Linked DNA regions of Homo sapiens: region 1 is linked to region 2. Evidence: chromatin loops called from intact Hi-C (ENCODE). Cell type or tissue: uterus. All regions are shown on one strand. Links, peaks and the distances in the headings refer to the core of each region. The heading gives the core; the rest is flanking DNA.

Region 1 (16,723 bases), core at 5,926-13,925, 57 kb before region 2:
AATAAGTAAAATTGAGGGAAGGGGGGCATTTGGAAAGTCCAAGTAATTCTGAGAATACCACAATGTCTCTCACTGCAGCATCATTGAACTCACAACTGATTATTAGAGCAAAAAGATGTTAATAAAAGGGCAAATAAAAACTCGGTGAATGCTGCTCTGCAATTCTCCTGGGACACTGAGAGCCACATACATTGGGAATATTACTGGAGTTATTGGAAAAAGCATTGGCAAACATGGTGGCAGGATTAGCAATGATGGATGCAGCAGTTGTAGTGATAGTTAGCAATGGCAAGGGTACCAAATGTGACGCCTCATTGCCTTCAATGTTAGGTATTATGACCAAAGACAGCACTCTTGATTATTGCTACGGTGGTATTTGTGGTGCTTTTGGTAGGTAGTAACTCTGGCCATACAACTCTTCCTTTTGGAAATAGCAATAATTAGAGACATCCCTGAAGCAATAGAGAAGGAAAATAGATACTATCTGGTGTTCAAGGCAATTAGTTAATCCTTGAATGTCTCATAAAGCATCTATTTGCTATTACTAGAACAATTTAGGAGAAACAAGTAGAAAACCAGATTTGTGGTAGAGAGGATGGGAAAGTGTCAGTGAAATGCTATTTTACGGCTATTGCTTTATTTTCCAACTGGTTAGACTGGAGAACCAATGGTCACATTTGTTTTGTTATGATTTAGGTAGTCAAAACTTAACAAAAGCAATGTTTCATTTTACCATAAAAACGTGCATTTAAAACTCACTAAAATAATCTTTGCTCTTTCTCATAACAAGACTGTGTGTTATCATTATTGAGCACATGGTATATTCTAGCCAATTAACTTACATCTAATCTTTGTAACCAAAGGACTTTCGTTCTTTGTTAATTTCAACTGTCTGGCATCAACAATCTTCCGTTTTTGCTTGTATCACTCCAAAATAGCATAATGTACTACCTCTCCTAAAGTACATTAACAAAAGCTTCCTCCTCTCTTCCCACTTTATACCCATCCAGTCTTTTCTCCTTAATCTGATGAAGTTGCTCAAGACAAGTGTTCATGTCAAGATCATTGATGACTTCATACCGTCAGATCCACAAGAGACATTCTCATTTTAGCTGAACGGCATTCATCAACACCTGGTATAATTGATTACTCACTTCTCAAAATATCCCTCCTATCACCACATCCTACTTGTTTTTTCTCTTATTTTTCTGGACAATTATGTTAAATCTTCATTATAATTTCTCCATCTTTATATGACCTCTATATGGCATAATGGGGTAGTTATCTGGATTTTAGGATTAGGTCCACAGTCTATTTTTCTGCTTTTTTTTCCTGAGAGATACTGTCTCCTGTACTGTGTCAAAACCTTCATATGGATGTGGGTGTGTGCCTACATTGTGTATGTGTGTGTTGTGTGTATATGCGTGTGTGTATGGCAAAGATAGCTCCTATTAACTTCATTTGTATATTCAATAAACTGCATAATATCTTCACTTAAGTATCTCACAAACATGTAAAACTGAACTTTAGGTTTTTTTCCCCATCCCCTTCTTTTCTGGCATATGTATTTAGCATTGTGAATTGAATATATTTATATATTGCTTTAACGTATTTCATTTATTCAATCAAAACATGTGGGATAAGTATCTAAAATAAATGAGACTATACAAAGTTGTATGGGGATGACTAACCAAATAAAAGCTGTTGCCTTTAAAAAGGCGATAGGGTTACAGACACAAGAGTTCAACTCTAGAAGACTGTGTTATAGGTTTTGTAAGTGCAAAAAGTGTACAATAGAAAGGCAATAAATAGTTTTATGAAGAGAAGTGACATGACTAGAATTAAATCTTATGTTTTCTACTGTGGCTGCTTTGCAGAAAATGCATTTAAGTTTGTAGGGATTTAAATAGGCATGGAAAATGAGGACTGCAAAAGGTTAATAGTAAGACAAATTATCAGCCTATTATAGGAGACACTAGTACTTTAGTCTAGAGTAATGCTAGCAGAAATGGAAAGAAATGAATAGATTTGATATAATTTTGGTGATAAATTTTATGTTACTTGCCGAGGAAAATACTATATTTCAAAAAGAGGTACTGTGTATTATCTGCTAAAATAATTTAATAACTTCTGCCTTTGGGATTTAGATACATTTATATAGAGCCTGAAAATAGTAGGCATGTAATAAATGTTGAATGTTTAAATGAATAGATGACTAGAGGAACAAACAGCTGGATGGATGAATACATGTGTACATGCATAGTGAATTCAACTCATTAAACTGATGATCACCTATAGTTTTTATATTGAATACTATATTGCTTTTTAGCATATATAGCAGTAGATACATGTGTATATTTGTTTGCTGGTTATTTTGTCAGATACTTCTTTTTAAACTTTTATAGAAGATTTTAAATAGATTTTTGCTTATCACATAAAGGACCCTGGGAAAACTTGAAAATTAAGAAAGAAGCAATCACCTGCAAAAAAGTTTTTGTTTATTCCCTAAACAAATGCAGCTGAATATTCTTTAGAGAAATAAGCAAGCTATTCAGCTAAGTTGATTTTTACATTTATATGCATTATACTTACAGTCACCTTTTTCCTAAAAAAAAAAATCACAGAATATCAAGTACTACTCTATATAAAGTTTTTTTGTACCTAAAATAATTACTATAGAAGGATATTATTAGTGTTACTATAGAATATTACTATAGAAGGATATTATTAATATTTCTCCCCCTTTTCCCCCAAAACAATGTGCTGTTTTCAATCTTACTTTCGCTTTAATACTTGTGAAAATTAAGATGATGATATATTTTAAATAGATAGCTTTGATTTGCATAAAATATAAGTTTGCACAAGCTTTTGAAAGCACTTCAGAGAGTACTTAAAGCTGAGTATATTTTTTGGCTGATTATACATGCAGTAGTAAACTGCATCTGGCGATATATATTTTATTAACAGTTTCCTCATCCTTCTGCCTAAATCTACTGATTTATTGATGGTTTCCTTTTACCTCTGCTATGATTCTAATGCTCCCAAAACTTTTTTTTTTTCCTTCTTATGCTTGTTTATATGAACCACCATTGTGTGGATAAGGGTGAGAGCACAGAAGAAATGGATTTTAGAGTCAACATTCAGTACCTATTCAAAGGTGACTAGGATGAGAGCTAGTGTGCTTTTGAAGAGAGAGAGAGAATAGATTAAGGAGATAGCTAGCTCTCTCTCCATATTTAAAGATGGATAACATCTACCACTTATTAAGAGTTGTTATTGGCCTAGATATTTAGGTGATGCTTTGATAGTCAATTACTAATGCCTAGGTTATACATTGTGGGGAAACACTCTTACTTTCTGTGATTACATCTGAACCAAAGTCTTGTTTTCCTGTCATGCTGCTTTTAATAATATTTTCCTTCCTTCCTTCCTTCCTTCCTTCCTTCCTTCCTTCCTTCCTTCCTTCCTTCCTTCCCTCCCTCCCTTTTCTCCTTCTCTCTCCTCTTCCCTCCTTTCTGCTCTTCCTGCCTCCATCTCTCTGTCCTTATTTATGTATCTATATTAACTCACATTTTTGTTGCCTTAGTGTAGGCAGTGTGTCTTTAGTTTTACATTTGAGAAAACCAGAAATAAATACTCTGAGTTTTTATTACACATTATATGATTCTACTTTATTATACCCAAATTTCATCTCATGTTTAATTATAAAAGTAATAATTAAAATATTAGAATATCAGAAAATACACACAAACATACATAAGAACAGAGGTCAGTGTGGCTGTCAGAAATTGTGTTGTGGAAAGTATCCACAAATGCAGTATCCATTTTCATTATTGCTTACTGGGACTATTTTGAAAATATAATGTTTTAACTGGGCTTCCAATCCCCAGTCTTTCTTCTATTATATCATTTCTGGATTCACATGACACTGATTAAATACACACACATACACACACACAAGATTATAGTGCTCTGTGGTTAGGAAACTGTGACAGTTCCATGATACTTCCATGTTAAATTTTCCTGCAAATTTTACTAAAATTCGGGTTCCCAAGACCTACCTACAAATATTTAAATTCTTAGTTATCAGATGGTGCCTAGGAATCAGCATTTTAAGAAACAAAGTCTTTCTGATGTTCGACAGTCTAATCACATTAACTTTCTTACCATCTCTGTAAAGAGCACCTACCTTTACTCTCCATGGCCATTGTATGTCCTGTATCTAGAATATTTGGAATCACTCTCACACAAAAGCTCAAGTCAAAAATTTCTTCTACTCCACTGTCTGGAATGAATAACTCTAACTCCTCAATCTTCCCTGGCATCTCGTTTGTACCCCAAATAGTCTTCTCTTTTATATTAGGGTAAGTTAATAGATCTTGTTTCACATGGAGATTTTGAACTTTTTTTGGTCAGTATAAACATTTATAAGTGTTTATATTCTTTGTACCTAGCAGATATTTGTGAAACACAAAACTTATTTTAAAGGAATAAGCATAGAGTTTGCTCTTGTTTCAGAATATTGGATATATAAATACACATGCAGACACCAGAAATTTTTAGATATATGATTTTATTCTTTCATGTTTAATTATAAAAGTAACACTTACAGTATTAAAATATCAGGAAATACATATAAACATATCTGTCATCTATCTATCTACCTATCTATCATCTACCTATATAATGTCATCCAAAAGTTGCAACTCAGAAAAATTATATTTACTGACATTTTTAATAGATCTTTTATATACAAAACTATATTTTTCTCAATAAAAAAGTTTGCTTTAAAATTTTCTTTTCTATTATTTTAATTAATAGACATTATTGCTTAGAGCAGTATTAGGTTTACATAAAATTTTAGCAGAAAATTCCTTTATACTTCCTTTCCATGCCCCACCGCACCCTCAGTTCTCCTATTATTAACACCTTGCATTGGTGTAGTACATTTGTTACAATTGATGAGCCAATATTGACACATTATTATTACATAAAGTCTATAGTTTGTATTAGGGTTTATTCTCAGTGTTTTACAGTTCTGAGGTTTTGACAAATGCATAATAGCATGTATGCACAATTACATTATCAACAGGGTAGTTTCACTGCCCTAGAAATCCCCTGTGTTCCTGCCCCTGGCAACCACTGATTCCTTTACTGCTTCTATAGATTTGCTTTCTCAGAATGTCATATATTTGGAATCACACACTATGTAGCCTTTTCAGAGTTACTTCTTTCTCTTATCAATATGCATTAAAGATTCTCTTATGTCATTTTCTGGTGTGGGGGGGGCTTGATAACTCATTTCTCTTTATTGCTGAATAATATTCCATTGTTTGTACCATAGATTTTTATTCATTCGCCTATTGGTGGACATTTTGGTTGCTTCCAAGTTTTGGCAGTTATGTATAAAGCTGCTATAACCATCCATATTCAGGTTTCTATGTGGACTTAAGTCTTCAGCTCATTTGGGTAAATGTCTGGGAGCATGATTGCTGGATCAAAAGGTGTGACTATGTTTAGCTTTGTAAGAAGCTATCAGTGTCTTCCAAAGTGGCTGTACAATTTTGTAATACTATCAACAATGAGTGAGAACCCTTCTTGTCCCATGTTCTCTCTAGAATTTGGTGTAAGTGTTCTGGATTTTAATCATTATAGCAGTAATGCAGTGGTATCTCGTTTCCATTTGTAATTCCTTAATAACATATTATATCAAGCAAATTTCATATGCTTATTTGTCATTTGTATATATTCTTTAGTGAAGTGTCACTTCAGAACTTTTGTCCTGCTTTTTTGTTTTTTACTTATTTTGAAGTTCCAAAATCATCAGTTTTTTGACTTCATAGTAAGAATGTGGATTTTTAACAAATATTTCCGTTTTCCTACATAAGCAAAGTAATGTAACTTAGAAAATTTTTTTGTTGATGTGGGCCATTATTTTTCCTAAAAATATTGTCATGTTAATATTTTACATTTAAGCCAAAAATATCTTGTAAGTTAGGCAGCGTGCTAGTTCAAATTTGGAATATACATGACTATATATAGTGTAATTCAATAACAAACACAGATAACCATTACAGGACTTGTTTTCTATTGTGTAGCCTAGAGAATGACCCTCAAGTTGGTTTTGTGATATAATATATGCAGACAATATGACAGGTAATTGATTTGATTTAAAATATACCTTACTGGTGACAAATTATAGTTTTATTACTGAGCGTAGCAAAATAATATTTAAATGAACATCTAATGGAGCAAACATTTTTTAAGAAGAGTTGTTAATTTTGCCACAGTACATTTAAAATTTGGACCAAGAAACAGTGTAATTATGAGTATAATGCATGTTGTGATATAATTTCTAATGTGTTGGTGAGAAAAAAATCCTACTTAGAAGAATTACTGGGGATATATTTTGATACGCATGTAAGGATTCATATCTAAAAAGGTTAATATTTACTCCATTCTATAACATGAACTCTGATTTCTTGTTTGAAAATTGTATGGATAATACTCCATTTTCATATTCAAGATTACAGTGTCCTCACCATAAGCCATGAAGAGAAACAAAAGTGCTGAAGTTGTTTAAATAACATTATAATTTTGATAATTCTGTAGTCTCATGTAAATGTGCTTAAATAATGTATTTTCTATAGGGTTCTGAGAAATTCAAAAGAAAATTTCTGTGGCAGGCTTACAGAGTTATATATAGAATAATAAAGGCCGGAAAAGAAACTTCACAAAATAGAAACATACAAAAGATGTGTGTTTTAGTACTGTTATATAGATATGCTCTGACTTACTAAAACAAAGCTGGCTTATTCCAAGGAAATCATGTTCAGTCATAGAAGCTTCCTGCTGTATATTTTTTGGTGTGTATTTCATACTTTAAACTGCTTTGTTTTCATTTTTTACATTGCATTTTAAAGGCACTTAAATATCTTTATAACTTTTTTAAAGCTAAAGAGTCATTTGTTAAAATGCTATAGAAATACAGTGAAATATTAGTCTGAGAGGCTTTGGATATTACAATATAGTCTATTCCCTGCTAGATACCACAGCAAATTAAAAATAAACATGCCCTGGTTATTGTCCATTAACATCATGTAATCTAGAGGTTAAATCCATCATTAGAAAATCAATCAGCCTTATAAATTGTCAGATATTAAAATATCCACTTGAAATTCTTTTGTTTTCAACTTTTATTTTAGGCTCAGGGGTACAGGTGCAGATTTGTTACATGGAAGTATGGTGTGATCCTCAGGTTTGAGGTATGAATGATTCCGTCACCCTAGTAGTGACCATAATAGCCAACAGGGAGTTTTCAACCCTGGTCCGCCTTTCACTCTCCCCAGTCTAGCAGTCCCCAGTGTCTATTGTTTTCTTCTTTATGCCCATGTGTGCTCAATGTTTAGCTCCCACTTATAAGTGAGAATATGTGGCATTTGGTTTTCTGTTCTTATATTAATTCTTTTGGGACAATGGCCTCCAGCTGCATCCATATTGCTGCAAAAGACATGATTTTATTCTTTTTATGGCTGTGTAGTATTCCACAGCATACATATGCCACCTTTTCTTTATCCAGTCCACTGTTAATTGCCACCTAGGTTGATTCCATGTCTTGCTATTGTGAATAGTGCTACCATTAGAATGGCCATTATTAAAAAGACCAAAAATAACAGATGCTGGCAATGTTGCAGAGAAATGGGAACATTTATACAGTGTTGGTGGCTATGTAAATTAGTCCAGTCACTGTGGAAAATAATTTGGAGATGTCTCAAATAACTTAAAATAGAAGTACCATTCAACCAAAAAATCTCATTACTGAGTATATACCAAAATGAAATTCTAATTGTCATCCCAAAGTTAACATTTCCAAATTGAAACTCATATTTCCGTTGCATTCCAACCCCAACATGCTCCATCCACAGTCCTCTCCATCTCAGTTAAAAGCAACCCCATTCTTCCAGTTCTCAGGCCACAATACCTGGAGTCATACTTGATTCTTCTCTTTCTCTCATACTCCTCAATCAAATCTTCAGGACATTATGGCATTATGGTTACTTTCTAAATATATTTATAAACTGAATTATTACTACTTGTACTACTACTGGAAGATTGGAGTTATCATAAACTTTCTTTTAAATTATTGCAGTAGCCTCATAAATGGTTTTCTTCTTTGTAAATTTGGTCTTCTATTTACATTGAAATTCTAATGTCTATTATTCAAATAACGTCCAGAAGGAATATTTTAAAACCTAACTCCAAATATTTTACTGAAATCCGATCAAAACATTGATGGCTCTCCATTTCTTTCAGAGTATACAGCCGGAATCACTATACAGTCTAAAAGAACTGCATGGCCTTCCCCCATTACCTCTAGACTGCCTCTCTTCTTCCCCACACATGTTCCCCTAGCTCCTGGAGCTTCCTGCAATACTCCAAGCACATCTTGCCCTAGTGACCTTGCTCTACTCTTCTGCTTGCAGCTACTTTCCCCAAGATACATGCTTTGCTAAGTCATCTTCAACTTTGGTCAAGTCTCATCTTCTCAGATAGCTTTTCCTTGACTACTCAAGTAATACTGTAACCTGTGCCATCCCCCTTTTTCACATCCTATCTGTCACTCCTTATCCCTTTTACTATGATCTACTATTTTCTTTACATTTATTCAGATTTCTTCTCAAGATCAAGCAGTTTATTTAATGTATCTCTCCTGTGTTATATTTTATCATACGTAGCCAAAAAAAAAAAAGTTGGAAATCTTTAACTGGGATTTAACTGGGAAGCAGCAAGCTTCATTAATTACCCCTTTTATTTTCTGTATTACTGTAAGTTACAGTTGGAGCAAAACCTATTATTACACAGCTTTCTGCCTGACTCAGGAAAGAGCAATTCAAGCAAAGCACAATTGGTATCACTAAGCAAAAAGACAGAAAATGGCTAAGATGGCTAGAATTTTTGGAAGAGAGTACTGGAAAGAAGGGCACTACACAGAGGAATGCTCCAGAAACTACTAAAGATAGTTACAAAGTTACAAAGTTACAAAGGAGATATAGCTCAATAGTCAATACACTTTTGCTCTTCTGTCAGAGGTATGTGAACCAGAGAGACTCCATCTTAAGTAGGAGCTGGGCAAAATGAGGCCAAAACCTACTGGGCTGCATTCCCAGATGGTTAAGGCATTCTAAGTAACAGGATGAGATAAGAGGTCAGCACAAAATACATGTCACATAAAGATCTTGCTGATAAAACAGGTTGCAGTAAAGGAGCTGGCCGAAACCTACCAAAACCAAAATGGTCATGAGAGTGACCTCTGGTCGTCCTCACTGCTTCACTCCCACCAGCTTCATGACAGTTGACAAATGCCATGGCAATGTCAGGAAGTTACACTATATGGTCCAAAAAGGGGAGGCATGAATAATCCACCCCTTGTTTGGTATATCATCAAGAAATAATCATAAAAATGAGCAACCAGCAGCTCTCGGGGCTGCTCTGTCTATGGAGTAGCCATTCTTTTATTCTTTTACTTTCTTAATAAACTTGCTTTCAGTTTGCACTGTGGACTTGCCCTGAATTATTTCTTGCAGAAGATCCAAGAACTCTCTCGTGGGGTCTCGATTGGGACCCCTTTCCTGTAACATATTTCTGGCAATCACGAAGGGACCATAGTGCAGAAACCGTGACCTGACAGCTACCTTTGGGTAAGTGTTGGGTTTCTGTAACATCTTTCTGGCAAACCCAGAAGGGACAATACAGAAGAAACCCCCTAACCCAAAGGAAATAGACTGCAGCACTGATTGAATGACTTTGGGTAAGTGGTGTGGTACCCGGGTAAATAATGGGATTGGGTTAGAGGCCCAACTTAGGGGAGTAAGAGTCTCTCCTAAGACAGAGTAGGTAAGAGGCCCTTCTTAATAAAAGGCAAGGATGCTTGACTGACCTTGGGTTAGAGGCCTGACTTAGGAGGGTTAGAGTCCCTTTTAAGATTTAGGGGGTTAGAAGACTGTCTCAGTAAAGTCCCACTCGGCTAAGAATACATTTGACACTATGGGATGTTAACTGCTATTCTCATTGGATTAATCTGCCTTGTACTGTTTGCTGATGGCTGTGGGTGACAGGGTTAGGCATGTTCAGGATCGTGGGACATGGGGAGCTTTTTCCTCCCTAATAGGGGAAACTTGAGAGCTAATAGGCTTACTGGAAAAGATCCCTTTGTACCAAGAAGCAGCTGACTGAAATTTTCAGTGCCACTGCAATGGGTGGGTCTTTCTCTGGCCTCTCTGATCATTTCGCCTTCCCCACCCTACCACAGGCAATGCTTTTTTCTCTCCCCTTTTGCTTTCTTAATACAAAAGATTTTGTATTACTCAGGGTGACCATCTTGCCCAGAGACCACGCATTGAAACTCCTAGAAGGAGGTTGGATTAAAGATGATGGGGCACATCTGGGGGCAAATTTAAGCCTTGCTGGTTTGATACTGGGTGCTAAGCAGAGTGGTTAACGTCTGTGTTTTATCACATGTATTTTGCTCTGGCCAGAATGAAAAAATAAATAAATTTTTCCTTTATGATGTGTTTTGGCTCCCAGGGTGATGATGCTGCAAGCGAAATCACTAGGGCCGCTCAGGGAAAGGGAACCCAGAAGCCTGGCATGCTGGCAAAAACATAAGAATTTCTTACATCAGATTTCTGGATTCTCTCTCTCTGTGCAAATGGTTGAATGAATGGAAAAAAAGAATCAGTGTTTATCTCCTCTTTAAAGTTTTGATTAATGCAAAAAAAATTCTAATGCTAGTCTTAACCTGGTGTACTTTGTGCTATGAGTTCATTTTTCTGTGTTGAGGGATACTTTAGGATAAAACAAGGGCTTAGAACACCTGTAAGCCTGCTCTTCAAAAAGACAACAAGCTGGTCAGTAACAAACTTGGCTGCAGGTCCCTGAAACAAACAAACAAAAAAACCAAAAAACTGGATGAAGTCTCTATCTTGTTTTATGTCCTTGGGAGTTTGACTTTTTTTTTTTTTTTGAGACGGAGTCTCACCCTGTTTCCAGGCTGGAGTGCAGTGGCATGATCTCAACTCACTGCTACCTCTGCCTCCTGGGTTCAAGCCATTCTTCTACCTCAGCCTCCCGAGCAACCAGAATTACAGGCATGCACCACCACGCCCAGCTAATTTTTTGTATTTTTAGTAGAGACAGGGTCTCAGCACGTTGGCCAACCTGGTCTCAAACGCCTGACTTCAGGTGATCCACCCACCTCAGCCTCCCAAAGTGCTGGGATTACAGAGGCCTGAGCCACTGTGCCCAGCGGGAGCTTGACCTTTAACCATGTGGCTGTACCTTCTCTTGGTCTCTGCCTTCCAGGGAACAGGAATTTTAGGGTTTATGTGCTAGTCAGCTCTAAAAATCATATTAGGCTGGGCGCAGTGGCTCACACCTATAATCCGAGCAGTTTGAGAGGCCGAGGCAGGCAGATCACTTGAGGTCAGGATTTCAAGACCAGCCTGGCCAACTTTAGTCTCTACTAAAAATACAAAAATTAGCCGGGCATGGTCTGGGCATGGTGGCGCACACCTGTAATCCCAGCTACTTAAGAGGCTGAGGCAGGAGAATTGCTTGAACGCAGAAGGTAGAGGTTGCAGTAGGTGGAGATCACGCCACTGTGCTCCAGCCTGGGCAACAGTGCAAGACTCCATCTCAAAAAATAAATAAAAATAAATAAAAACAAAAATCATATTAAATAATTAAAAGCCTTTGCAAGCTCCAAATTAACTACTCTAGAATTCTTCTGGGAAAGACAATGGGGACAGCCCCATGCTGCAGCTCAGTAGCTAAAGTTTTGCACTTTCACAGTGGCGGTCTGGTTTTGATTCTCCACCTAGGAAGTAAGTTCTTTCTGGTTTAATATGTGCGTGACCTTGTCTATTCTCTTCTCCATGGACTGTCTTAAATTTTCCTTTCTCTAAGCACCTCGGTGGTTGTCTTTGGTGAAGTTCAGAAGCTAGAAATATTGACTGCTTGGCATGGATAAAGTAGGGTAATAAGAGATCTGAAAGGATTTTTTTTAAAGAGCACTGTGTTTAAAAGTCAGTTTAATTAAAAGTGGATAAACAAGCTTTAGATATATTTAAAATGCCTTTACGTTTTTCTCTTCTTGGAACTTGTTTTTCTGGAAAAAGGTTTTTTTCTTCTCATTCGACTGGATTATTTTTCTCCATATTTTTTGTCTTGCCACTCTTAACGGACACATGGGAGGCCCTAAGATAACTTCTGTTAGCCTGTGACTAATTGGGAAAAACAGAGGAGGCGCCACAGACCCTGTTTTGGAAAAACCCTCTGTTTTCCTCATGAAACCCCAGGAATTAAAAGCAGATTGATCCCTCTCAAAATCAAAGGCTCTGTTCCTGTTTTACTTGTGTTATCTGATGGTTTTGAGTTTTGGGGGTATCAGAAATTACTTCCCATTATAAGAGAGCTTTGGTGTGTAATAACTAGGTAAGAAATATAATTTAAAGGATGACTAATAATAGTTACGGAGGGATACTTGACCCTTTGCACACTTGGATCAGAGACGCATGCTCTCGGCCATCTGGAAGATAAGGAAACATCCTCATCCCCCACTGGGAGATGAGACTCCCATGAGGGGTGGTGGGCTGATGACAAAATGGGCTGATTGGCTTTGGGTTGCCTTGCAATGAAATGCAGAGTAGAAGCACTGCACTGTCTTCTCCTATAGTATTTCCCTCCTTTTGGGGATCAAGGAACAAGTATAAAATGGCAACCTTAATTTTGGAGACCTGTCTTTGCCTTCAGTTGCTTATTTGCTGCCCTTATTTGACCCTAGAAAAACAGGCTTTCCTGGCCGTGTTCCTCCAATGGCTGCACCCTGAAGGCAGTAATCCAACTAAGAAACTGGCAAATGAAAAATCTTACAAGTGCTGAACCTTCTGTCTATTTATATGTGTTATATGTTTATATATAAGAGAGCTCTAATTAATTGGCTTAGAAAAATAAGTGCTTAAATCAAATATTTTGTAGAAAAATAGAAACTTTAATACCTTTTTGTCACAAAGCTTTAGTAATATTTTGGAAATAAAGATAGTTTTAAAGACTATTGGTAAAATAAAATGGCTTGAAAATGTAGACGTTTGGTCTAAATTAAGGTCAGGTATCACATTTGCTAAATGCTTTAAGGTCAAACTGCTTCTTTAACTTTTAAAAATTGTTCCATTTATATACCTTAAAGCCATTAGAGCCTAGATAAGGCCTGGGAACACGTGGAATTAGCCATGCCCTCTAGCTATATAAAGAAGATTATAAAGAAAGAGATTTTATATAAGAAAGGATCTTGTATGGTAAATTATTGTCCTAAAGTAAAATGACCAGTTGTTTAAAAGGAGGGATTTTAGGGCAAGTCAGAAAGTACAAGGATGTCTCATACGGTCCATGTGAGTCATGAAAAGATTTGTGAAAGGGAATTTATGGAAGAAATGTTGTACAATTCAAAGGTTGTTAGACCTCCTAAATGCTTCATAAAATGCCACTATAACTCTTGTCGTACAACTTGCCTGCTTAAGTAAGGTAAGACCTGGGGACATGTGGAGTTAGCCAAGCCCCTAGCTATCCTGGAGAGTCAGCTCTTGTCTGCATTTCTTCCTGGTGTGTGCTAGGCTAGGCTCCACACTTAGTACCTAATTAAAATCTCTTACTTACCAAGGTTTTCACCAAAAATAAAAGTTGCTGAGAGTTAATATTATAACATGAAATTAAAACTACTAAAGAAACGATTTTACATGCAAAGGTGTGTAAAGAAAGTAAAATGTGTTTTTGGTGAAAGATTATAAGAAGCCATGGAAATGTGGATTTTTTTTTTTCCTTTCTGCCTAAAGTGTTAAATGATTGCTTTACGTAAGAAAAAAATCTAAAATTTAAGCAAGTTGTGGAAGGTTTATAAAAATTAATTGTAAGATATTCTGTGTGTGAACATATTGGCTAAAGTTAAAGGGGTATTATTCAGGTTTTTCCATAAATTAAACATTGGAATAAAAACACAACAGGTTTTCCTTAGAGTACTGATTTGCTCTTTCACAAAAGAATGTAAAGGGTTATTAAAAAAAAGGGTTGTAAGAATCTTACCTTAGGGTGAAACATTAAAATTGAGTAAATATGTCTATAAGGTTTTATTAAAAATTAGTTTTAACATTAATAGTACATTAATGTAAAGGTGAAATTTGGTTTATTTGGTATAAAAATCACACAGGAGGCACTATCAAGTGTGAAATCATGTTTTGCTTTCTTTGAACTATATTTGCATAAATGTGTTATTGGTATATGTTCCAAAGTTAAGGGAAACTCCTATAAGTCTAATATGACTTAGCGTATGCTATTGATAATTATCATTGTTGTGTAAAATTTTGTGTGCCACAGAAGTAACCAAATTTCCTTATCAATTGTGGCTTTAATAGTGGCTGTCCTAAAACTTTTTATCATCCATAGACAATTGTTGCCATGTTTTAACCCTCTTTAGAAGGTGGTTTATAATCAACAATAGAACTCTAGCAGGTGTTCTTAAATGCAGGTTTCTAATAACTTTGAAGATTATGACATCAGAATAAAGGAAAAAACTTTCAGAACTCTCATAGAGAGCTGAAATGTTCATAACTATCAAACAGAAGTTAACTACACAGACTAAACTGAAGAAGTCAAATCTTTTTAACTTTGCATAAAATGTTTCTGATCCTTTGTTTTGTTTTTCAGAGTCAAGGAAACTTTTCTTTTGAGTTACTTACAGCTTGCAGCAATTAAATAAAGTATACTGCTGTGAACAAAATTTGGAACACATTTGTTTCTCTCTACCCGATTTCTTCAGAATTTGGAAACTAGTTGTGAGTATTCTTAACTTATGGCAACATAGTTATTTGCATAAGTGCAACAAGAATCTGTTTTCTTTTGTAACAGGACACAATTGGAAAAGTTGGTTATTTTACCGAGGACTTAACTGGAATGGTGTGCTTTCCTTTAAGGAATCAAACTTGACTTTTAAAGCCAGTAAAAGCCCTTTGGAGAACTGGCCTCATACCTCACCTACACAGTCCCTGTACAGGGTTTCTGACCTATGGTAAGTAAAGAATGTCACTTTCTCACAGGTCCAGGAGCCCCAGGTTATCTTGAGACCTCAAAAGCAGAGAAATTTACCCAACTCAGGTATTTGATGGGACAAACCCGTGGCTGGGCTCAGCTTTAAAAAAGTCTTATCTAAAATTCCTTCTATGGAACAGAGTTCCATCAACACCAATTTAAAAATAACTTATGTTAAAAATGAATACTCTTGCTGCACTTTATACAAATAATCAGGTGAAGTATAATAAAGCAAATCAGTTTTATCATGATTTGTCTTTAGTAAAAATGGGAAACTGGAGAGAGAAATATTATATTTCAAAAACTATGGTACAATTGCTATTAAATTCTAGTCTCGTTAGTTGTTTTTAAGTTTGTTTCTGCAATTTAGACTAACCCTGCTTATTCATGTAAACCAACCAGTGATCTCTGACTGCTGTTCAGAAGAAACAAGAGGGATGGGTGATGTGAAAATCTGGATCGGTATTCTAATTCTGGGCACATTACAATCAGCTGACAACCCCCTATCAGCTTAGTTCCAACAGTTTCCCAGTTCATGAAAAGACTTCTAATTTAGTTTACTCAGAATAACTTTACTTATTTTGCTTTATTCTTGTGGAATATATTGCTGTTGTGCTCTTTGTGTGGGAATACAGAACAAGCTTACTGAATGTTTTCTTAACTAAACAGTTATTAATCTTCCAGATATCACCTCTTGTCGAAACTCAAGAGTCATGAATGGCCCTTGCCGTACTGACGCTTTCTGACCGAGCACTTCTCTACCCTGAATGCAAGAGACCCTCATAGTTAGGCAGGAATATCATCACCCCTATACAGCCTGAAGAAGTTGCAGAAGATGGATCTTTGTCACTCTGCCACCCTTAGGTTTCAGCATTCTCTTATAAAAGAAAGGGTAGATATGTGAGAGGCATGTGAACCAGAGAGACTCCATCTTAAGTAGGAGCTGGGTAAAATGAGGCTGAAACCTACTGGGCTGCATTCCCAGACGGTTAAGGCATTCTAAGCCACAGGATGAGATAGGAGGTCAGCACAAAATACAGGTCACGAAGACCTTGCTGATAAAACAGATTGCAGTAAAGGAGCTGGCCAAAACTTACCAAAACCAAAATGGCCATGAGAGTGACCTCTGGTCGTCCTCACTGCTACACTCCCACCAGCACCATTACAGTTTAGAAATGCCATAGCAATGTCAGGAAGTTACTCTATATTGTCCAAAAACGGGAGGCATGAATAATCCCCCCCTGTTTAGCATATCATCAAGAAATAACCATAAAAGTGGGCAACCAGCAGCCCTCAGGCTGCTCTGTCTATGGAGTAGTCATTCTTTTATTCCTTTACTTTCTTAATAAACTTGGTTTTACTTTTCACCACAGACCCACACTGAATTCTTTATTGTGCAAGATCCAAGAACCCTCTCTTAGGGTCTAGATCGGGAGTCCTTTCCTGTAACACTTCCTTGGCTAACAAAATTCCTACTTTTTTCTAACTCTAATACAAGAGTCTATCGTATTTCTAAGTGATCACAGCTAATTTGTATGACAGCTGGTTATGCTCAGCTTTTACCCTCTTGATATTCTGTAAATTATTT
Region 2 (16,723 bases), core at 3,255-11,254:
GGTTAAATAAAACTCATATGAACAGCTTTCTACTCAGAAATGAATGATTTTTGTATGCCATACGCAAAGCATATTAGAGCTAGAAAGAAAAGGTGGTATTTTTGATAACTTTACCCCTCAAAATTTATACAGCTCACAGGCTGAAGCACATCATAGCCACTTATCAAAACCAGGGGTTTCCTATTAGCAACAGCATTTTGTGCTAATAGCACAAAATCATTAGTTTGCTGCACTGATCATTTATTACAGCTTATTATCACCAATCACCCTATTTATACGAATGGACAATGAATTACTATCAGATATATTAGGCAGATGAAGAGGGGAAAATAAAGATAACAAGCCCAATTAAAAAATCAACTTTCAAGAAAATAGGGAAATATAAAATTTAAAAATGTATGTTTAATTTGTATTGTCAGAAATTCAAGAAGATTTTACATTGGTAATACAAGAACAGGATACCTTAATAAAAATAATTAGAGATTAAGTAAACATTTAAGGTATTATTTAAAAAAATAAATTGATTCAATGAATAGCAGAAATCATGTAGTTGAAAAGAAAATTTGTATTTGGAATACATGTTTCCTTAAATATTTCAAGAAATCCAAGTTAAACCAGTAAAGAGAACAACTTGTAAGTCATAAAATGATTCAGTAAAGTGGCCTGTCCTAAATCACATCTAACTTAAATACCAACAATAATTAATGAGAAGATATATTATCAAATATTTTATTCACACAAACTAGTAACAATACGACACACCCACACACACTTAGTGGCAAAAAAATGTGCAAAGTCTTTGTGGTAGAGAAAATAATGGCCCTGTAAGGATGCTTACACCCTAAACTCTGTAATCTGTGAATATGCTACCTTATATGGCAAAAAGAAATTTACATGTGATTAAGTTAATAATCTTGAGATGGATCTGTTATTATAGATTATTTAAGTTAGATTCAATGTGATTATATCATGAAGATTCTTATAAAAGGGAAGCGAGAGGGTCAAAGTCAGAAAAAGGAGATGTGACAATGGAAACAGTTTGGAGTGATGCATGTTCAAGACTGAGGAAGGGTCCACAACCCAAGGACTGCAAATGGCCCCTAGAAGGTGGACAACACAGGAAAATGAATTCTCACTTGGAATTTCCAGAAAAAAACACAGTTATGCCAAACCTTCATTTTAACCCTCTCAGTCACCCAGAATTCAGACCTCTAGAACTGAAAAATAACAAGTTTGTAATGTTTTAAGCCACTAAACTTGTGGTAATTTATCACAACAGCAATAGAAAACTAATATAGCCTGTAGAATTTTGATAAATCAAAACTCAAACTGTTGGGAAGAATATAAAAAAGCTTGCATACATATGGTAACATATGAATTATTCCCCAATTAATCCATAAATTCTAAGCAACAAAATTAAAATGTTGTAGTCTTTACTCTTATTATAATCATTATAATCAGTATAGCTATTAATCTCCTACTATGTGATAAGCATTGATTTACATGTCAGACATAAAATCACAAGCAAAAATAGAAATAGTGTTGCTTACATTGAGGTTATAGTTTTGTGAAGAAGATAAAACTTTAAAAGATTATACATGCTTATATACATGCTGAGGGGTGTGTGTGTATGTCTGTGTCTATGTCTGTGTATTTCTCTGACAAAGGCAAGAAAGATGGAAGATACAGGGTTCTATGAGAAAATACAATTGGGTAACTAATCTAAGCAGCAACATCAGGAAGTGATATAAGAGCTAGGATCCACAGACTGAGTAGGAGGAGCTGGTATAGGAGGAAAGGAGAAGTAGCATGTGCAGAAGTGTTTTGTGAAAAGATTGTACCTTGTTCATGGTTCATAGAAAGAAAGGTCAGCATATATTAAATCTTATTTCTTACATAGGCCAATTAAAGATTCTATGCTTGTCCAAATAACACAATTGCGGCATAGGTGCACAAAGATATTTGTGTAAGAATGCTTACTGTAATGTTTTTATGATGTAATAATAGAAATATTTAAGTATCTATGAATAAAGGAGACAAAGACACACAAACACACACACATGTATATATACCTCTATATATATTCTAGTAAGTTTAAAAATATAGTGACTTTTTTTAAGTTTATAATATATTATGGCATAGAAAAAGATCTTTATCGGTACCTGTATTATAGTAGTTTACATGCTTAAAATCTATTATGTGCATGTGTAAATTCATAAAAATGTATACTCGTATATTCCTGTTGCTCTAGGCTTTAACTAGAGTGTGGAGAATATACACTAAGTATTTAAAAGTAGTTTCATTTGCAAAGTGAGATTAGGCAAACGGGGGAACATTTTGGTTTTCTTACTGTATTTCTTTATTACTTGAGTTGATTAGAACAATTTATAATTTTGTTTAAAAATAGGAATAAAAATACATGTTGAACTTAAACAGATTTCAGTTGATGTTAACAAAAAAATCATCTAATTATTGTGTTTAACCATACATTTAATAACTCATCAGCCACTACTTATTTGGTACCCATAACATTATAGTCACAAAAAGCAACTGAGTCTTAAGCTTATTATTTTATTCTGTTTACTTTAAAATTCTGTAAAGTAAGTATCTAGATGTCAAAATTACGTGAAAATTAATCCCTGTTTCATCCTTGATTATTGCGTGTATGTGTATGAATGCACATCATTAAAATTCTCAAATAGGCAGCCTCAAGTCAATGCAAGAAACTGAAAACGTAAATCTAATTAATCAGTTGCTCATAATTTTCTATGTAGCAATATTATCCAAAGATATCTTGTCTGATATAATAATAAAATTCTGTTTCACATTTTCTGTAAAATAATACAGAGGAATAATAATACAGGTAGACATCTACAAGGAGAACAAATATTTCCCTAATACTATAATCCCTGATCCAATTATCCTTACATTTTGTTTCCATCAGAAAAAAAGCAAATCATCTGAATAATTAAAAAATAGGCATAAACACTTTAATTTATCATTCTGGAATGTAGAAAGCAAATTTTAAATTTACTAAGTAAAACCAAATGTGTATAATTTTGATATGGCATTATTTATGTTGATAATTTAACAAATAACAATATCCCATACTTAACTTGTTCTGATTCCTTGCCTCCATTATGGGCTTAAAATGGAGAGGGTTCCACCTTTGGAGGTGGAATTCTCTTTGAGAAATTTGAAGACAATTCAAAAATCAGCTGGTTTTTGGCTACAGTATTCCTAAACTTTTACCTTAGCAAATCAAAATCATAGACAGTATTTTTTCACACTTCTATTAGAACAGTTTCTGTGCTGTTCCATAGTTAAAAAGTAGTATTGACATTCAACATACACAACACACGGAATTACACTGAATGCAATTATTTATTTAGCTTGTCTAATGTGATACATGACATCATTATGAATATACAGATTCCTATTCTGTTCCTAACCCTTTTTCAGAACCCAATTTATATTCGCATTCTCTATGAACTCATATCCAACCATTTTAGTTCTACTTGAATCTGCTCAGGCAGTTAAATAAGTAAATGTATGTCATATTTCAGTATATAACTGCATGCTTCTGTATGTTAGCTGTCCTACAACTAAATTGTCATCTTCTTGAAGGCAAACAACATGTTCTGCACTTGCTGGTTGAACTGACATTCTCTCTATATGGTGTATTTCATTAGTTAATTGCCAACTAGAGGATGGTGTGGAATGACTTATCATTCATGCAAATTTATGGAAAAGCTATGAATAAAGCTGATATCTAGAATGGAGAAGTCAGCGTTGATTTTAAGATTTTTAAACTTTGTGTTTTTATTGTGTATTTTAGTACAGTTTATTTATAACTCATTTTTGTACAGATAATGCTCCTAATGTAACATTAAACTAAAACAACAGTTCCCCACTAACATAATCAGTCTATTGATACACACAGGGGTCCCTCGAAGTTTTGGTTTCATTTTGATGAAGGTCTCCAGCATTTAGAATAGACTCATATTTTGCTAGTAGCCCCTCCCTCTATTATTGCAGGATCTGAGATGCTGCTGCACTCTGGAATCTCTGAGAGATAACACAAATTATACATAGCAAAAAGAAAAGACTGTATATTAAGAAGTTGCGGGAAATGCTAGTTTAATTTGTATTATTGATTGCAGGAGCTCATATAACCTTTAATGGTTTAAAAAATATTGTTATTATCCAAATTCAGTTTTAGCATGCAGCGTTTCCTAGAATTAGTTCACACACTCACACTTTTGTAACTTCTGATTTAAAATACTTTGTATCACAGTTTTTATGACATCTACTGTACAATAATTATTCCAGGAAACCAGATAAACCAAATTTCTAGGAAATTTTGATATTTGTTACCAGAGAATTCATGGAATCGTGAAGGGCCTCAAAGGAATCTTGTTGAGGAATTTTAACCACATTATTCTGCTTGGGAGAAAATCATAGAATGCTACAAGTTGACAAGTGGTGGAGACAAAAAATAAACTTGCTATAATCCCTGAAATTTGTAACCAGTATATAACGTGATCAAATTTGCAATACTTACTTCCTATATGAGATAAAATATGAGTATGTTAACTGCCTCTCGTTATTAAGCAGGTTGTTCTTTACAAATACACATCTTTATTGTTTGCATGAACACAAATATTTCTTGAGAAGCACGTTGAGCCATGAAATATGAATCAATTATTGATAGAATTGAGCCATTGAGATGGTTAACAATGTCATTTTAATTCTATAAGCCACACCAGAAAAAAACAAGCTTAAAAAATTTTTGGATGCTATCTATATCTCTGAGATAGGAAGAATTCCAAAGGCTGATAATGAAATCTAAGGTTGTTCAGCTGCTTAAACAAGATGGTCGTAGGTATTTAAGTCTAACTCATGATGTTAAAACTGTCATAAAATGCATAAAGCTTTGTCACTTACTTTATGCTCTATGATACACAGATAACTAATAGTAACAGTACTTACTTTATAGAGCTGATATGAAGATATCTATTTGATACAGTTTATATATATATATTTGAAACAGGTTCTCACTCTGTCACCCAGGCTGGAGTGCAGTGGCACAATCATGGCTCACTGCGACCTCCAACTCCAGGGCTGAAGGCATCCTGCTACCTCAGCCTCCTGAGTAGCTGGGACTACAGGCATACGCCACCATGCCCAGCTAATTTTTGTATTTTGTATGTGGGGGTGTGTGTGTGTGTGTGTGGAGAAGGGGTTTCGCCATGGTGCCCAGGCTGGTCTTAAACTCCTGAGCTCCAGCAGTCCTCCTGTCTCAGCCTCCCAAAGTGAAGGGATTATAGGAGTGAGCCACTGCGCCTAGCCTATGAAGATATTAATAATAATATTGATGATGAAAAAGAGCTTAGAATAGTCAGTAACAGACTGTAAGTGCTATGAGTCCTTATTAAATGAAAAAGTACCATAATAAAGTAATAATAGTATATTAATATAAAATAATTTTCTTCTAGCTATCTTTTTATAGATCTGTAAAACTTCTAAAAGATGTAGCAAGCATTGAGATGTTACCAAGCCCTCATAGATGAGGAAAATAGAGTTTATTGAATAACATTTATAATGCATTCTACTGGAAGCAAAGCACAAAGAAATGCTGTGAGAAGTAAATATTTTCAGACAATGGCTCTGCATAGACCTTGTCCCTATGTACAGTCATTAACTGTTGAGGTTAGGATTCAGGAATGATACAATTGCTAGTTAGATAATATGCTGCTGATACCTTAAATCTAGAAGAAAGGCAGAAACGTAAAATGTGTGTGATATTAGACTAGTCCTGAATCTTATGGCTTGTTATTTAATTATAATACTACAGTAACCAGCCTTGTGATACAATAGCACTTTCAAATGATGCATAGTTGGAGCCCCTTCCAGGTATGAATTAGAAATGCAGTCAGCAGTTCTGTCATACATGTGTGTCCTGATACCTGGTAACAAAGTGAGTGCATGAAAACAGGCCCTGACGTTGCTTCTTATATGCTTTTAATTCCTTCTATTTTGAAGAAAATGAATGAAATTGCTGTTCAGGAATACATCAAGTCAAAATATACACCATTGCTAGAAATAAATGGGTTTTAATATACACACATATTTATTTCATTTAAAGTTCGAGAATATAATTTTAAGACATCAAAATAAATATGATAATAATAGAATAGCTCAAGAATTGAAATTAGACAAAGTTCTATTTGAAGAGTATTGTATGCATTGGATTTTTTCTCTACAGCACTTTCAAAAATGATTCTGAATTTTCTTAAATTTTATGGCTACTAAATAGATAAACTGCCTGACTTTCACTTAATAATGATGGTTTCCACCCTTTCCCTGTGTTTTCTAAGAATTATAAAACGAATACAACTAAGATACGTCTAGTTACTTTTGGCACAGAAGCTTATAGCTGCGTTTTTATCCAAAACGCCAAGTATTGCTTTTGACTATGGAATCCTGTGAGCCCTAAGCAGGATGTTTCAAACTGTGAATTGGCCCATTTATATCTTATGGTGTAGCAGGCATTTCTTTAAGTTATTGGTTTCCCAGAAGGCTAGGAAACAAACTTATTTTTTAAGTAGAATAGAGTAAAACAAAACAGCAAATATCATAATGCACAGCATATAATAGAGTGTAAGGCTTTTTTAAAGAACATTCTCTTTAATGTGTATGTGTGCATACGCATCTGTGCATGCACACAGCTGTTGAAACATATTCATATTTATAAATATAAAGTTTGAAAGTCACTGTGTGAGTCTGTGATTATATGTCACAGGTTTCATATGGCCTCGAAATGGTCATTAGAAACCTGTACATGCACATTTTCTAGGAAAAAGTTTTATGTTCTTCATTTGAAATACTTGTAAAGTTATCATATAAAAAACTTTGAGACATACTTATTCCAAAGCAAATTCCATCATGTTTGTAGTTTTGGGATGAATATACTTTAAAATGTAAAATAACATAGAATAATTTATATTTATATGCCTATTTTGCAAATAGATGTACTATAATTGCTTACATGTTTTTTATATAAATTTAGGTTCTGAACATGACAAAGTAGAACTCTCCAGCAATTGTTCCCTCATAGAACTATCAATTTGGTAAATTATTCACATATGAAAATGCCTTCATAAGGGCTAGCAGGTAAGTGATCACAAATTTGTAGCACGATAATAAGAAAATATGCTGATTTTGTACCTTGCAACTTCGCTTGTTTATGAATTCCAATAACTTTTTAGTGGGGTCTTTAGGTTTTTCTAAATATAAGATCAGATCATGTGCAGACAAGGATAATTTGACTTCTTCTTTTCCAATTTGGATGCCTTTTATTTTTCTTGTCTGCTCACACTCTGGCTAGGACTTCCAGTACTATGTTGAATAAATGTGGTGCAAGTGGCATTCTTGTCTTATTCCACATCTTTCAGTTTTTCCCTGTTTAGCATGATACTAGCTGTGAGTTTGGCATATATAACTTTTATTATGTTGAGATATGTTCCTTCTATACTCAGCTTTTTGAGATTTTTTATCATGAAGATATGTTGAGATTTTTTCAAATGCTTTTATGGCATCTATTTAAGTGGTTATAAGGTTTTGTACCTCATTCTGCTGATAAATAATATGCACCCTATTGATTTTCATTTGTTGAGCCATCTGGGCATACCTGGAATGCATCCCACTTGATTACAATGAATGATCATCTTAATGTATTGTTGAATTTGATTTACTAGTATTTTATTAAAGATGTTTGCATCTATGTTCAGGAGATATTGACCCATAGTTTTCTTTTTTGTTGTGCCTGTCTGGTTTTAAAATCAAAGTGATACTGGCCTCATAGAATGAATTTGGAAGTATTCCCACCTCCTCATTTTTTTATAATAGTTTGAGTATGATTGATATTAATTATTTTTCAGCTGTGGTTCCATCAGGTCCTTGACTTTTCTTTGATTGAAGACTTTTTATTACAGCTTCTATCTTGTTAGTTTCTATTTGTCTATTCAGGTTTTGGATTTCTTCATGGTTCAATCTAGGTAGATTGGATATGTCTAGAAATGTATCCATTTCTTCTAGGTTTTTCAATTTATTGTCATATAGTTGCTGATAATAGTATCGAATTATTCTTTGAATTTCTGTGGTATCAGTTGTAATGTCTTCTTCCTCTCTGATTTTATGTATTTTGATCTTCTTTCTTTTTTATTTGTTAGTCTAGCTAAAGATTTGTTGATTTTGCTTATCTTTTCAAAAACTGAACTTTTATTTTACTTGATCTTTGTAGTTTTTAGTGGCTACTGCATTTATTTCTGCTCTAATCTTTACTATTTCACTTCCTCTAATTTGGGGTTTGGTTTCCTCTTGCTTTTTTATTGCAAAAAGACGTATCACAATGTTGTTTATTTGACATTTGACTACTTTTCTGACATAGGTGTTTATTACCATAAACTTCCCTCTTCGTACTGCTTTTGCTATATCTTATACATTTTGGTATGTTGTTTTTCCATTTTTATATGTTTCAAATTTTTTTTTAATTCCTTAACTTCTTCATTGACCTATTGGTCATTCAGGAGCATACTGTTTAATTTTTATGCGTTAGATACAAAATCAACATAAAAATATTAGTAGCATTTCCATATGCAAACAATGAACAACCTGGAAAGAAACCAAGCAAGAAAGCAAAATTTAAAATAACTAGAAATACAATGAAATACTTAGGAATTAACCAAATCAGTGAAAGATCTTGACAATAAAAACTATAAAAGGTAGTAAGATAAATAGAAGGGAACACAAAGAATTGAAACATATTCCACATTCATTGATTGGAAGAATATTGTTAAAATGTCCATCCTACCCAAATCAGTTTACAGATTCAATGTCATCTGTATCAAAATACCAACAACCATTCTTCACAGAAATTTAAAAATCAATAAGAAAATTACAATGGAATAAAAACGACCCAGAATAAACCAAGTCATCCTGAACAAAAAGAAAAAAAATACTAGAGGAATCATGTTACCTGACCTCGAATTATATTATAGGGCCATAGTAACCAACGCAGCATGAAACTAACTTATAAACAGACACATAGAACAATAAAACAGATTAGAGAACCCAGGATAAATCTACATATTTACAGTGAACTCATTTTTGACAAAGGTACCAAGAACATACATTGAGAAAATGTCAATTTCTTTAATAAATGGTGCTGGGGAAATGACATCCATGTGAGTAAGAATGAAACAACTCCCCACCCCCGCCTTTTCTCACTATATACAGAAATCAAATTTAAAAAGATTATAGACTTAAATCTAAGATGAGAAATTGTTAAACTACTAGAATAAACCATGTGAAAAGCACTTCAGGTCATTGATCTGGGCAAATGTTTGAGTAATAACTCAAAAGCACAGGCAACCAAAGCAAAAATGGACAAATGGTATTACATCAAACTAAAAAGCTTCTGTACAGCTAAGAAAAGAAAGTTAAAAGACAACACACAGAATGGGAGAAAGTATTTGCAAACTAGCCATATGACAAGTGATTAATAACCAGTATATATATAAGCTCAAACAACTTAATAGGAAAAAAGACAATCCAATTAAAAATGGGCAAAGAATCTGAATAGACATTTATCAAAAGAAGACATACGAATGGCCAATTGTTATATGAAAAAGTGCTCAATATCATTGATCATCAGAGAAATGCGAGTGAAAATACAATGAGATATCATCTCTCCCCAGTTAAAACAGCTCTTAACCAAAGAGAAGCATAACATATTCTGACAAGGATGTGGACAAAGGGAAACTCTCATACTCTGTTGGTAGGAATGTAACAATTAGTACAGTCTTTATGGAAAAATGTATGGGGTTTCTTCAAGAAACTTAAGATAGAACTGCTATACAATCCTGCTGGGTATATAGCAAAAAATAATAATAATAATAATTTTGCTATATAAGAGATACCTGCACTTCCATGTTTATTGAAGTACTATTCACAATAGTGTAGATATGGAACCAACCCTGGTGTTCATCGAAAGATGAATGGATAAAGAACATGCGGTAACCCAATGGAATATTATTCAGCTATAAAAATAAAGAAATCCTGTCATTGGCAGTAACGTGGATGAAACTGGAAGACACTATGGTAAGTGAAATAAGCCAGTCACAGGAAGAAAATATCACACATTCCCACAAATATATGAGAGCTAAAAAGAAAGAATTGAACACATGGAGATAGAGAGTAGAATGATAATTACCAGAGGTTGGGCAGAATAGTCGGGAGTGGGGATAAAGGGGAAGTGGTTAATGGGTACAAAGATATACTTAGAAGGAAAAAGATCTAGTGTTCATTAGAACAATAGGGTGACTATAGTTAAAAACAATTTATCATGTATTTCAAAATAACTAGAGTAGAATTGATATGTTCCTAACATAAAGAAAGATATGATAAATACTTAAGCTGATGGATACCCCAATTACACTGATTTGAATGTGACACATTGTAGGCTATATCAATATATCACATGTAGTCCATAAATATGTGCAAGTATTGTTTATCCATAATAATTAAAAATGAAAACAATTTTTAAAGGGAAATTTGCATTTAAGAGGGTCAGAAGAACATTTTGGCATTACTCGCATCACACCCCAGCCAACTCAATCCAGCAAAGCATGGAGGGAGACATCACCCACTTGGGGAAAAGATAAAAATATAAGTAAAGGACTTTGCTTTGAACTTCAGCACTGAGCCTGTCTTAGTAAAACCAAGCACTAGACAGAACCCACTGCCCCATCCTTCAGGCTAGCAGCCACAGACAACCTCTTGACCTTCCCTGTTACCAGGCATTGCTACACAGTCTTAGGCTTCAGTCTTGCTGATTTAACCTCTGGCCTGTATCACTGTTGAGTTACCTTCAGAGGACCCAAGCTCTGGAAAACTCTCAGCCATAGGCAGCCTTTAGAGTCCCCAGGCTTCTATTGTTGTCCAGTGCTGTGCTGGCTGCAGTGGGCCCTGGGCTTCTGGTTCCCACGTCCCAGTGCCATGTCAATTGTAGCTGCCTCCAGCTTCTGGTGCATTGCAGCTCTCTGCTTGCCACAGGTCTTTCCCAGACAAAGACAGTCGTTGAAAGCTAGAACAAGCAGTAAATTCTTCAAATGCACAAACAATAATTTATGACCATAAGGAAAAAGAACAATTAGGGAAACGTGTCATCATACAGACAAAATAAAGTCCCAGTGACTGATACTAAAGAAATAATGATGTATAAATAGCCTAATGAAGAATTCAAAATAACTATTTTAAGGACGCTCAGGAAACTTAAAGACAATGCAGAGAAACAATTCCAAGAAATAAGGAAACCAATATGTAACTAAAATATGAAATTTAACAATGACTTTTTTTTAAAAGTCAAATAGAGATCTTGGAGTTGAAAAAATACAATAAGTGACATAAATGCAATGTAAGCATCAATAACATAATTGATCAAACAGAAGAAAGAATTATGAACTCAAAGACAGGTTATTTGACTACACACAGTCGGGGAGTTTGGGGGAGGAAATAACCAGAATGAAAAGGAAGGAAAAAGTTTCATGACATTTATGGAGCATCAAAAGAGCAAATTTTTAAGCTCTGACTGTTTAAGAAGAAAAAAATAAGGAGGTAAAAAGCTTATTTGAAGAAACAGGGGTAGAAAACTTTCCAAACTTGGAGAAACATATAAATATCCTGGTATATGCCCCAATCAAATTCAATCCAAATAAAACTACCCTGAGACATAATCAAGTTATAAACGATCAAAGATGAAGAGAGAATCCTGAAAACTGCAACAGAAAAGAAACAAATAACATATAAGGAAGTTCCAATATGACTAGCAGCAGACTTAGCAGAAATCTTACAAGCTAAGAGGGAGTGGGATGAGATATTAAAAGTGCTGAAGAAATAAAAGTGTTAACAAAAAATACTATACTCAGCAAATCTCGTAAGAAGTGGAAGTGAGATAAGACTTCCAGACAAACAAAAGCTGAAGGAGCTTTTTTCCCACCAGATCTGTCTTAAATGGTAAAGGGAGTTTCCAAGCTGAGAGTAAAGGACACTAATGAGTAACATAAAATCATCTGAAAGTATAAAACTGGCTGGTAAAAGGAAGTATAAAACCAATTTCAAAAAGTACTTTAATACTGTAATGGTGGTGTGTCAGTCATTTATATCCTTATAAGTATGAAGGTTAAAAGATAAGCAAAATTTAAAAAGCTACAATCATTTGTTACACTATACATAATATAAAAAATATAAACTGACAGCAAAAATTCAAAATGTGGAGTGGAGATTGGAGTAAAAGTGTAAAGGTTTTAAAATATTTTTATCAGCTTAGCATAACCTATTATAACTATATTGTTTTTGTAAGCCTCCTGGTAATCACAAAGCGAAAATCTATAGTAAATTAACAAAAAATTAAAAGCAGGGAATCAAAATATAAACACAAAAGAAAATTCACAAAGGAAGGCAGCAAGAGACAAAAAAATTAGTGAAAGATGTGGAAAACAACTAGAAGACAATGAATCAAAGCCATAGTAAGAACCGACCTAGCAATACTTAACTTGACTGCAAATGATTTAAGTTCTCCAATCAATATAGAGTGGCTGAAGTGATTATTTAAAAAAAGTTCAATTATAACTATGTTCTAATTATATTCTGTCTGTAAGAAACTTTATTCACCAGTAAGGACACACATAGACTTCAGGTGAAGGGATGGAAGAAAATATTCCATGCAAATAGGAAATAAAAGAGCAGGAGTGACTACACTAGATAAAATAGACTAGAAGTATAAAAATATAAAAAGAGACAAAGTAAGTCATTGCACAATGATAAATTCAGAAAAATCATATAACAATTGTAAATATATATATATATGCATACACCCAATGTTAGAGCACCTAAATATAAAAAGCAAATATTAATAGATCTGAAGAGAGAGATAAACTGCAATATTCAATCACAGAGGACTTTAACCCTCCACTTTTAGCAAGGGACACATCAGACAGAATATTAGTAAGGGAAATTGGACGTAAACTATACCCTAGATCAAATGGACCAAACAGACATATGCAGAACATTTCATATCACAAATGCACAGTACACGTTTTTCTCAACTAAACATGGAACATTGTCCAGGATAGATTAGACATTAGGCCACGAAACAAGTCTTAACAAATGTAAGAAGATAAAGCGACATCAAATATATTTTCTGACCACAGTTATGTAAAACTGGAAATCAATAACAGGAGGGACTTAGAAAAATTCACAAACCCATGGAAATTAAACAACATGGCCCTGAAAAATCAATGGGTTAGTGAAAAAATGAGTTAGTGAAAAAATCAAAACGATATTTTAAAAAGTATCTTGATACAAATCAAAATGGAAACACAACATACCAGAACAGATCAGATACAGCAAAAGTAGTTCTAATAAGGAAATTTATAGCAATAAATGCCTCCATTAAAGAAATATTTCAAATGAACAACTTAATGTTTCACCTCAAAGGCCTAAAAAAACAAGAACAAATTAAGCCCAAAGTTAGTAGAAAGAAGGAAATAAAGATCAGACAAGAAATAAATGAAATAGGAACTATAAAAGCAATAGAAAAGACCAGCAAAACTAAAAGTTGCTTTTTTGAAAACAAAATTAACAAACCTTTAGCTAAATGAACTAAAAAAATAGAGAAGACAAATTAAATCAGAAATAAAAAAATTTGGCAACAGGTACAACAGAAATACAAAAGATAATAATAGACTATTATAAAAAATTGCATACCAACAAATTGGATAATCTAGAAAAAAAGTATAAATTCCTTGAAACCTATAACCAACTAATATGGAATTAAGAAGAAATAGAAATTTTAACAGACCAATAATGAATAAGGAGATTTAATCAGTAATGAAAAGTCTCTGATCAAAGTAAAGCCCAGTATTTGATGGCATCACTACTGAGTTGCAACAAACATTTAAAGAACTAATACCAATTGTTTTCCAACTCTTCCACAATTTTGAAGTGAAGGAAATACTTCCAAATTCCCTTTATAAGGCCAGCATGACCTTAATTTCAGAGCCAGAAAAGACACTACCAAAAAAAAAAAAAAAAAAAAAAAACTATAGCCAACATCCCTGATGAATACAGATGTAAAAATCTTCAATAAAATACTAGCAAATTGTATTAAACAACACATTAACAAGATAATTCACCATGATCAAGTGAGATTCATTCCAGGGATCCAAGGATGGTTCAACATATGTAAGTCAACAAATGTGATATCACATTAAGAGAATGAGGGACACAATTCATATGATCATTTCAATAGATGCAGAAAAATCATTTGCCAAAATCCAACATCCCTTCATGGTAAAAAAAAAAAAAAAAAAAAAAAAAAAAACAAAAAAAACAACTCTCAACAAATTAGGCAAAGAAAGAATATTGCTCAACATAATAAAGGCTGCATACAACAAACCCACAGCTAACATCATACTCAGTAAATAAAAGTTGAAAGCTTTTCATCTAAGCTCTGTATCAAGACAAAGATGCCCAATCTCATCACTTCTAGTCAGTGTAGTTCTGGAGGGCCTAGTTAAATTAGAATTAAAGAAGTTAAATTGTAATTGTTGGCTTATGACATGATCTTAGAAATAATGAACAAATTCAGTAACATTTAAAGATACAAAATCAACATAGAAAAATCAGTAGCATTTCCACTAACAGTGGACTACCTGAAAAAGAAATCATAAAACAATTCTACTTAAAATAGCTATAAGAAAATAAAACACCTAGGAATAAATTAACCAAGGAGGTGAAAGCTTTACACTGAAAAGTAAAAATCACTGATGAAAGGAATTAAAGTAGACCATATATGGAAAAAAAAATTCATATTCATGGGTTGGAAGAATGAATATTGTTCAAATGTCCATGTTACCCAAAGTGATTTACAGATTCAATGCCATTCGTTTCAAAATACAAACGACACTCTTCACAGAAATTTTAAAAATATCCTAAAATTTGCTTGCAACAGAAAAGACCCCCCAAAATAGTCAAAACAATATTTAGAGAAAAAAAAAAAACCTGGAGGCATCACACTACCTGACTTCAAAATACTCATATTACAAAACTATAGTAACCAAAACAGCATGGCACTGGCATAAAAACAGACACATAGGCCAATGGAACAGAATAGAGACAAAAGGAAAAAACATGCACTTAATGTCAATTGACTTTTCAACAAAAGTGAGGTGACATGAACACATAATGGGAAAAGGAAATCTCTTCAATAAATGATGTTGGGAAAACTGGATATCCACTTGCAAAAGAATAAAATTAGACTTTTATTTGACATCATGTACCAAAATCAATTTTAAATGAGTTAAGGACTTAAACCTAAGACTCAAAACTATGAAACTGCTATAAGAAAACAGAGAGAAAGCTCTATGACATTAGCCTGGCAATGATTTTTTTTTATACGACCCCAAAAGCACAGGCAAAAAGAGCAAAAGTAGCCAAATGGTACTATGTCAAACTGAAGAGCTTCTGCAGAGCAGAAGAAATGATCAACAGACTGAAGAGACAATCTACAGAATGAGAGAAAACGTTCCCAGATTACACATCTGATAAGAGATAAATATTCAAAATATTTAAGAAAATCAAACAACTCAAAGCAAAAAAAAATAGACAAAGAACTCGAGTGTATATTTCTCAAAAGAAGACATAGAAATAGCCAAAGGGTAGATGAAAAATGTTCATCACTACTAATCATCAAGGAAATGCAAATTAAAACCACTAGGAGTCATCACTTCACACCTGTTGGAATGATTATTATCAAAAATACAAAGATAAGTATTGACAAGGATGTAGAGAAAAGGGAACTCTTAATACACTGTTGTTGAGAGTGAAAATTAGCACAGCCGTTATGAAAAACAGTATGAATGTTCTTCAAAAAAACTAAAAATAGAAACACCATGTGATTTAGCAATTCCACTACTGGGTATATATCCAAAGGAAATGAATTCAGTTGTCAAAGAGATATCTGCACTCCTGTGTTTTACTGTCTTATTTAAAACAGGCAAGATATAGAATCAACCCATGTCTGTAAACAGATGAATGAATAAAGAAAATACAGTCACATACACCATGAAAATCCTGTCATTTACAACAACATGGATAAAACTGGAGAACATTATGTTAAGTTAAATAAGCCAGGCAAAAAATGATGAATACCACATGATCTCACTGATATTGAAATCTACAGAAGCTCATCTCATAGAAGTAGGATTGTGGATTTTGGGTGCTGATGCATTTGGAGAAGGAGCACAGGGAAGATACTGGTCAAAGGATACCAAATTTCTGTTAGGAAGAACATCTATGCAATGTAGTGATATTGTATTCTTGAAAAATTCACTAAGAGAGAGTAAGTAAATTATTCTCACCACAAAAATGATAACTATGTGAGGTAATGCACATACTAGTTCGCTAGATTTAATCATTCCACAATGCATATTTACTTCAATATGTTGTACATGATAAAAATATTCAATTTTATCTTTCAATTTAAAAAATAAATAAATTTAGATTCTACTTGAGTTACATACAAAATATATTTATCTTCCTGAAAATGAAACTAAATTTGAACTCCAACAGTGTGGAAATGGTGTACTGTATATGTCAG

The links. Hi-C counts contacts between places; a loop is a spot of excess contacts. Peaks named below come from ENCODE experiments on the same cell type or tissue, not always from the same donor. Only the 100,000 strongest peaks of a DNase experiment are listed, where the experiment ranks them.
Region 1: it touches region 2 in a loop (9-fold over the local background); 2 of 110 quality-filtered maps call a loop at or near these places.

Annotation. Positions count from the first base shown.
Region 1 is chr9:29,538,013-29,554,735 of GRCh38, forward strand. No RefSeq gene overlaps it. Among named protein-coding and RNA genes, the nearest start is that of LINGO2, 330 kb to the left of the region's middle. In uterus, for the core only: no CTCF peak of the experiment used is centred there; a DNase peak (open chromatin) is centred at 10,609; H3K27ac peaks cover 3,068 bases.
Region 2 is chr9:29,597,491-29,614,213 of GRCh38, forward strand. No RefSeq gene overlaps it. Among named protein-coding and RNA genes, the nearest start is that of LINGO2, 390 kb to the left of the region's middle. In uterus, for the core only: no CTCF peak of the experiment used is centred there; no DNase peak of the experiment used is centred there.